3 separate regions of the Mus musculus genome follow, and regions 1 and 3 are each linked to region 2. Evidence: chromatin contacts called from ENCODE Hi-C or POLR2A ChIA-PET data. All regions are on one chromosome and are shown on one strand. The core of a region is the stretch at or near the end of the contact, and the rest is flanking DNA. Distances in the headings are between cores, read along the strand shown.

Region 1 (2,700 bases), core at 92-2,591, 190 kb before region 2:
CCTGGGCTGGAAGTTCAGAGTTGGGGGCAAAGTATGCCAGGGAGGGAGTGAGGGATGCTGGGAGAGCCTGGAGTCCAGGTCTGCTTTGATATGTAGAATAAGCACCTCAGTTCCTACTCCTGGGGTCTGAAACCAAACAGGGGCCACTGAAATGGCCCAGGTGAGGATGCTTGCTGCCAAACCTGCTCACCTGAGCTCAATTCCAGGGACCAACACAATAAGAGAGAAGTTATCCCCCCAAGCTGTCTTGACACCAACATCCACCATGACACCCACATCCAAACATACACAAATAGAAATATAAATTAAGTAATAATAACATATTTAAAAATTTGGTTGGGCAGTGGTGCTGCACGCCTTTAATCCCAGCACTTGGGAGGCAGAGGCAGGCGGATTTCTGAGTTCGAGGCCAGCCTGGTCTACAGAGTGAGTTCCAGGACAGCCAAGGCTGCACAGACAAACCCTGTTTTAAAACAAAAACAAAACACAACAAAAAAACCTCAGGCAAAACCATGCATGTTGGCAACACTCAGGAAACCAAGGCAGAAATTGAGAATTCAAGACTAGTCTGAGCTGTATAACTGGAACACTTGAGCAAGAAGCATGCTCTTCTACTAAATACAAATGGTTTGTCCCAACTCCAGTTCAACCCAAAAGGCTCTCAATGGAAGGGGAACACCAGGAAACCCACCGAGAGTAGCCTGTGGGACTTACATCGGGTTGTCATCGGGTTCCCAGCCTTCCAATTCCTTAAAGCAGAAAAAACACTGGGCCAAATCAGGCTCGTTCTCGGTAGGGCAGTGGATGAAGCCAGCCTCCGCCATCTGAAAATGACAGCTCGTGAGCGGGATCAACAGTCTGACCTTATCCCATGATTCCCAGAGATCGTTCCGGGCCGAGAACTGAGGACAGTGGGAAGAGGCCCGGAGGCTAACAGTGGTTCAGGCAGAGGGTGGGGAGAGCGGGGGGGGGGGGTGGCCTCGTGGAGGACAGAGCAGAGCAAAGCAGCCTGGCTAACAGTACGAAGCGAGGGTGGGGATAGCGGGTTCTGATCCCGGGTCACACAACTAAGGCACCGTCGGGCCCAGGGTGGAGTCGCTGGAAGCTGGGACTCACTCGCTCTGGGGTGCAGGCGCAGTCCTCCAGGAAGGGCCAGTTCTTGAAGGTGGCGATGCGGTAGTTCTTGAGGTACAGCTGCCAGATCTGGGGCAGCGCCGGAGCTCCCATGATGGCGTCACCACAACCTCCGCCAAGACGACTCAAACGCAGGATTCAAATCGCGCGGGCGGAGGCGCGCCGCAGAGCATGCCGGGAGAGCCCCGGCCCCACGCCCTCGCCCGCTGCCTTCTGGGAGTGGACGGCGCGAGGCGAGCCGGGAAAGTCCCGCCCCACGCCCATCTGCGCCTGGCCTTGTGGGCGTGGCGGGCGCAGGGCATGCTGGGAGTTGTACCTTCTGCTGCGGTTCCTTCTTGCTATTCTGACTCGAATCTTCCGCAGCTGCTCCCCAGAGGACACGGAGGGTGGCCGAGGGCGGTGGACGGGCCTGGGGCACCTCTTTAAAGCATGTCCGCTGCAAGTCCCATGTGCTCTGCAGGTTCTTCCTGCCTCAAGGTTTGCAGGATTTGGCCAGCTAGATATCGGAATGGAAGTGCCTCGGACCCACCCACAGGCTGGTGGAGGGGCGCCCTTAGGAAGACAGGAGACCCTCCTCCCTGCAGCAGCCGCCATCCTTCCTATAGACACCCTGGGATGGAGGCGGGGTCTGTATGTCCCAGCGCTGGAAAAGAAAGTCAATGGGTGTCTATTTCTGAGACCATCGGCCTGGCTCAGACCAAAGGGAAGCAGCCATACACCGCAAGAGAGTCCAGGAGCAGAAGAAAAATACTGCTTCCTGGGTGTGACTGTTGGCTGCTGAGCCTGCCTTGCTGCGGGCCCGTTTTCAGTGTCTCTGTTCCTGTCGGGCGGCCTGTGGTTGCAGTGGCTTCTAAAGAGCTTCACACTGCAGACAGCAGGCTGGGCATGCCCCGAACACAGCCCAGGTTGGCGTTGCAAACGAGTGCCCTGATAATTCGGTTTCCTTTTCAATAAATCTCAGTAGGCTTCCTGCCAGTGGGCCTCCAATGAGCTCCAGGCCACCTCACAGATTGTGAGGAAGAACAGATCATACCACATAGGCAGCTGGAACAAGAGGGGTTTTGTCACGTCCCGAAGAAACATGGATCAAGTATCAATTCCTGTGGCTCCCCCCAGCTCTTCTCACCCTGCCCCTATCCTAAACCTCACCAGTCCAGCGTTTGAGCTTCTCTTCCCTGTATAGACCAGCCATTTCTACAGCTTGCTCCCTTGGTCTGAAACTTTCCACTTCTCTCTTGGTCCTCTTCCCTCTCTCATCTCTTCCTCTCCTCTCTCATGGCCCGGTTCAGATAGGACTCTTCCCTGTAGTGAGAATTTGAGTTTCTCTAAAAGCCCAGTTATGTTTTATGAATGTGTTTTTGTTTTAATCCCAGGTGTGGAGTAAGAGGTGGCTTCCCAGCAAATAATTAGGGTTTGCCTTGCGCAAGGGTGTGATTTTTGCCAACTTCAGGAGAGCGTTTATTGTTTGGAATTCTGGGAAGTCTTTAGAGGGTATAAATGCCTTGAGCCCTGAGAGAGACAGGGGTGCTCTGAAGAGGCTGCTCCTCCCCCTGCTGTTCCCCGTGC
Region 2 (2,700 bases), core at 54-2,553:
GAGCGGGTATCATCCACCACTGCATTAGTTTTAAGAGAACGAGAGAGCGAGCGCGGGGGTTGGGGGGAACGGCTAAGTGTCCGACCCCTGGGTCCCCATCCCGATGTCGCACGCCCGGCCAGGAGCTCGCAGTCCGTGCCTCTCCTCCGCCCGTCAACCCCGGCCGGCGCCGCACGCGGGTAGCTCGGGGCCGCCGCGCTCCGGCTCGGCCGAACAAAGGGCCCGAAGACCTCCGGGCGCTGCGGCGGTGGCGCTCTCACCTGGGCTCCGTCCCCGGCGGCGGCTCCGCGGGGCTCCGGCGGCGCGGGCCTGGCGGTGGAGAGGTCGCTCTCGGCCGCCCGGGGCCCTCGGGGGCGCTCCGGCGGCGGGGGCCCGCTCAGTGCCGGCGCCGCAGGATCGAGTCCGGGCGCGGGCGGCGGGTGGGCGGCGGCACGTCCCGGCAGGTCCAGGTCCAGTGCCCGCGACGCCGCGACGCGCCCTGCTCCTAAGTCTCGGCGGGCCGCGGCTCGGACGCAGCCCGGGTCTGAGGCGGGGACGGCGATGGGCGGCTGGGCGCGGGGCCGCTCCGCTCCCTCCGCCTCAGGCTCCGGCTCGAGCGGGCCCGCGGCGGCGGCGGCGGGAGCGCGACGGCGCGAGGACCGCCTGTCACGGGGGCGGCCGGGGTGACCCGGCGGCTCTCAGGGCTGCACGGCGACGCGGACGGCGACGGCGGCTGCGGCTCCCGGGGCCGTCGCGCTGAGGTGCGGAGCTGCCACCGCGGCCATCTTGTTGCTCTAACTGACAAGAACCCCCCTCCCCCCGCTCCAGCCAGACGCGGCGCTCGCGCCCCCGGCCCCGCCCCGCGTGGGCCTCCAACAGGAAGTCGTACCGGCCCCCGGCACGTGACTCCCACCGCATCTGCATACCGGAGGGCGGAATGGCCAATCAGCGCCCTGATCCTGAGCTCCGCCTCCAGGCAGTGCTCCCGATCCCATTGGTTCGTCACGAAAAGACCACGCCTCCTCCTTCTCCCCTAATACCCGCCCGCGCTGTGGTCGTCCAGACCGCGCGTGGAGCGCGCGGGGGTGCGAGCTGCGCGTTCTTCACGCGCCTCGGACGCGCGCCTTTCCTCGGAGCTGACGCTCCTTCCCGGTCAATGCGGAGAGCCGTGCGGAATTCTCCCGTGGCCGCTTGCCTTCACGCTTTTGGGCACTGTGACTCCGCGTTAGCTTGCGCACCAAAGGGCCGCAGATTCAGTTCTGCGTAGCCGCCTCCGTTCTCCGGTTCTGCGCCCCGCCGTATCCCGGGTTTGCGCAGCGTTTTCGCCCGGCGGCGCTGGCCCTCTGCGCAGCGGCGCCCTGAACCTGGCGCACGCACTGGCGCGCCTCCGGCCCGTGCCGTGCACACGCCCTGTACCTCCCTACGGTGCACACTCGTACGTGCGCGGGACGCGGCCTAGAAGCTCGCTGCGCGCTCCTCGCGGCATCCTCTTGGCCCCCTCCTTCGCTCAGAGGCTCCCCGGGGATTGCTCTGACGCGAGCCAAACAATCCCGGCTGCAAAGCAGCCCCCTGGGGAGGCCTGCTTTCCCCGCAGCTACTCCACCCTACAGCGAACGCAACCTGCCCACCCCAAGCCCTGGGCTGAGACTACACACCCCGCATTTTCTTCCTGGCTCTGGGAAGCCCGCGGTGGTCCTCCATTCTTTGGCTCCTCCTTGGTATACATATACGTAATAATCTGGTGGGTAAGGTCCGAAGCACTGTGCGCTCCGTAGAGTCCCTTTCAAGTTTCTGTTCAAGCCACGGGAAGATTTTGAAAGCTCATATTTTTCTCCACAGAGGGTGATGGAAGGAGCCTAATTCCTCTCCACCACCACTCCCGACCCTGATGTTCTGGTAGATCCGCGATGCTTCTGAAAGTTGTCAGTGCTGTAAGAGGCCATTCCCTGTCTATGTGTTCCCGTCTGGAAGAAGAGACAACGCTCTAGTAGTACCTTCGAGATGCAGTTTTGCTGCCGCCAGTGTCATGTTTTGAAATGTTTGTGGAGAAAAGGGACACAACAGACTTGCTGCTCTCGTTTCCCTTCAGGGTCCCGTGAGCTCTGTACACTCCTTTCTTTCTATTATATTTTAAGCCTTCTGGTCGTCAGATTTACTTACTCTCCGAAGTCGGCTTCAAACGTCTGTTGTGTATTTTTCATCCTGCAAACCCATATCCCCTAGAAAGATCTGATGGCAGATGTGGCTCTCACAGAGACTTCTGCCTTTTCTATTCAGCATTTTATTGACTTCAGTTTAATTCTTGACTGCTGAGAACCTGTATCTTTTGTGTCTCAAAAGTCCAGATATTATCACATGATCCAGGAAGGAGCACAAATAGCATCCTGCAGTTACACAGCATGCACTAGGTAGATTGCTAAATCCATGAGGAGCCCAGAGTCTGGGTGCAAACAACACTGTAAAACTTCAGTTATTGGAATATTGAACCAAAATGACGTCATTTAGCATTTGTCCTTGCCATTCATTGACTTTGTGACCATGACCTCTCCTCTCTTCCAGCTTTCTTTGTGATCGTCCCCTCCCCTCGAGCTTACTTAGCCTGGCACAATAAGGATCTCTTCCTACCTTAGATATCCTAACACCACTAGAAAAGGTGGGCTATATCTTTTGGAATGAAAATTAGACTCATAGTTTGGAATATGGACTTGTGGTGGTAGAAAG
Region 3 (2,700 bases), core at 67-2,566, 160 kb before region 2:
AAGGACTTCCGGCTTCTTTGGCACGTCGGCCCCTCCCCTCCAGAGAACTACTAGTCTCCACCCCCACAACGGTTCCCCTCAGAGCAAGGTTCTTGGGGTGGTCAGATCCACAGCCAGACTCAGATCCCGCAGGAGCCAGGACAGAGGTGGGAAAGTCACCAGCAGAGACTGGCCAAAGTTTGGAAAGCAGCTCCTTTGGAATCGTCCTAGTCATTTCGCTTCCTCCCCACACCCTAAGGCCACCGCCAAGCCCACGTCAAGGCGGCAGATGCAACTGAGTCTGTGGGCACCTGGCTGCCTCCAGACTTGCAGGACCAGAGCGATCCTGCGGGGACGCTCTCAATAGGATTGTGGAACTGGCAGTCACAAGCCCCGCCCCCAGCTGTGGATGAAGCCGGAACTCCAGGACTGGGCGCGGAGTATGGGTCAGGGCTCCTGGCACTGCCATCCTGACTGACAGGGTACAACCCAGGACGGAGTCACTAGATTCCACCGCTAGGCTGGGAGATTCCGGGGAGCCAGGGCACCTCCAAGGCTCCAGGCCCAGACCCCCTGGGCGCAGTGGGGCCACCCTCAATCTGGCAGCTAAAGTCTCAGTTTTCAGTGTTTTCATCCCAAGGTATGGAAAGCTGCCCCCGCACGCCTGGTACAAGGGGGCTCGCCCCGCTTCTGGGAAGGGAGTGCATTTGGTGGGAAAGCAGACCTGTTGCTAGCCTCTGAGAGGGAAGGAAACTCTCCTTCAGAGTGCCAGGCCAATCCCCCTCCTCGCACCCCACGTGGCTGCAGAAAGTCCCTTCCAGGTGAATTCCCTAGGCTGGGAGCCGCGGCGTGCCGGCCACCTGCTGTGCCGTGCCCCTCTCCGGTCCCTCCCAATGCCAACAAGGCGACAGGCCTGCCTCCCCGGAGAACTTCGGGGACGTCCCGCACCAGAGCGGCCTGGACCAGTGGTCCAGGGTGCGGCGGGGCCCGGCCCGGAGTTGGGGAGACAAGGTCCGGAGTGGAACAGGCGACAAAACCCACGGGCTGGAGGGGACAGAGACGCGGAGGGGCACGGGGCCCCGCGCTCTCCGAAAGGCCCAGGACGCGCAGCCGCCGCCACCTGTCGCGCTCTGCGGCCCGCGGCCCCACGGGCCCTGGTAGCCAGGACGCCCGGCTCCGGGTCCTCGCTGGTGGACTCACCATGCTCACGAGGCGCGTCACCACCTGAGGCTGAGACAGGAAGCGCCGCAGGTCGAAGGAGCCGCCCGCGTTGGCCGCGCCATAGGCCCCGCTCTCCATGTCGCTTTCGCCACCGAGCCGCGGATGGCCGGGAACTAGCCGGATTGCCCCGCCCCGCCCACGGGGGCGGGTCCGGCCGCCGACAGGGCGGGGCCAACCGCCGGGAAGTAGCCCCTCCAAACTCGTGGAAGTTGGCAGCAAAACTTGGAGCTCGCAGGAGGCGCCAGGGTGCGGAAGGGGGAGGAAAAGCTCACCCCTGGGAAATATGTCCTACTGAGTTCATCCAGAAAGGATCAAAGAGTCCCCAAGAAGAGACATCCTAGGCGGCTCCCACTTTACTCTTACTTACACAGTGCCCTGGTGAAGGTCCTCTCCCATAAGCCCTCCAGACACCCAAATCCCACCAATCCAGAATCCAGGCTCGTAAATACCTGGATGTCACTTCACCATTCTGCTCCAGACCAAAGGACTGGGGCATAAGCTCTTGCCTAGCACATCAGAGGCCCCCAGTTCCAACCTCTGGACTACTGTAGTAATTAATAACTATGGCCCCCACAGTTCTGGCTACTCTTTGCTCTGGAGCTAAGCCTGAAAGCCAAAGGGCTCTGAAGGGCAGATTTCTAGACATCGTGATCACATGCTGCAAAGTACCTGGTGGCTGTTGTCTCAGGAAGAGAAAGAGGGCAGGAGAATAAGGAGTTCAAGACAACCCTGAGCTATCTGAGATCTAGTCTCAAGTACACACATACTGAGGATTGTAATTTTAAAAATTAAAACAAATGAGATCACTAGGTCATAGACTCCAGCTCCCCCTGTCCCCCAATAACATTTAGAAAGGGAACCTGATGCTTAATCGGAAGGGGTCGTGTGTCAACCCAGGGCTTCACCTTGGCCGCCAAGAGGCCTCCAGATATCCTTCTGTTGACAACACAAATTTGTTCCCAAGGAGACCATGGCTGTTGAGGGGTGTAGAGGGCTGAGAAGTGACACAGAATGGAGTCATGACAAGATGGCTTTACCACAGTCACTTCAATGGATAATGAATAATGAGACAGACTCACCTCAGTAATGAGGGGGGCTGGACAATAAGGAAACTGAGGCAGAAGCCTGCCCCACCAGAAGGGTCACCACTCGGGAGAAGACAGGAGTAGGCACAAGAGAGACTGGGCCTTCTAACAGTCTATCTGCGTCTATTTGCACCCTCCCCACACTAACAGAGCCTGTGACAAGCCGCTGGTAGGTGAGCCCAGGGCTACCTCCTAAAATCTGTTCATACACGCCATGAGTGTTTGATGAAGGAGAACTGGCTGTCAGGACTTTCCTACAAAGCCTCCCTTTCTCTCTCTCTCTCTCTCTCTCTCTCTTTCTCTCTCTCTCTCTCTCTCTCTCTCTCTCTCTCTCTCTCTCTCTCTCTCTCTCTTTCCTACACAGAGAAACTCTATCTCAAAAAACCAAAACCAAAACCAACCTTTTGCCATTACA

What was found. A loop is a pair of places that touch in the nucleus more often than their neighbours do. ChIA-PET counts read pairs that join two places held with the same protein, here RNA polymerase II (POLR2A).
Region 1: POLR2A ChIA-PET joins it to region 2 with 20 read pairs in embryonic stem cell. The contact joins the promoter of Birc5 here to the promoter of Tnrc6c in region 2. POLR2A ChIA-PET finds 5 or more read pairs at or near these places in 3 of 5 experiments (Patski and embryonic stem cell).
Region 3: a loop to region 2 is called in a map of heart, with 2.5 times the contacts of the local background. The contact joins the promoter of Syngr2 here to the promoter of Tnrc6c in region 2. A Hi-C loop is called at or near these places in 1 of 37 maps with a recorded cell type or tissue (heart). POLR2A ChIA-PET finds 5 or more read pairs at or near these places in 3 of 5 experiments (Patski and embryonic stem cell).

What each region holds. Positions count from the first base shown.
Region 1 is chr11:117,847,878-117,850,577 of GRCm38, reverse strand. Birc5 (baculoviral IAP repeat-containing 5) reads right to left here and starts at 1,341. Exons shown (of 4, transcript NM_009689.2): 1 at 1,117-1,341; 2 at 715-824. The coding sequence starts at 1,227.
Region 2 is chr11:117,652,892-117,655,591 of GRCm38, reverse strand. Tnrc6c (trinucleotide repeat containing 6C) reads right to left here and starts at 1,303. Exons shown (of 22, transcript NM_198022.2): 1 at 906-1,303.
Region 3 is chr11:117,808,283-117,810,982 of GRCm38, reverse strand. Syngr2 (synaptogyrin 2) reads right to left here and starts at 1,316. Exons shown (of 4, transcript NM_009304.2): 1 at 1,180-1,316. The coding sequence starts at 1,278.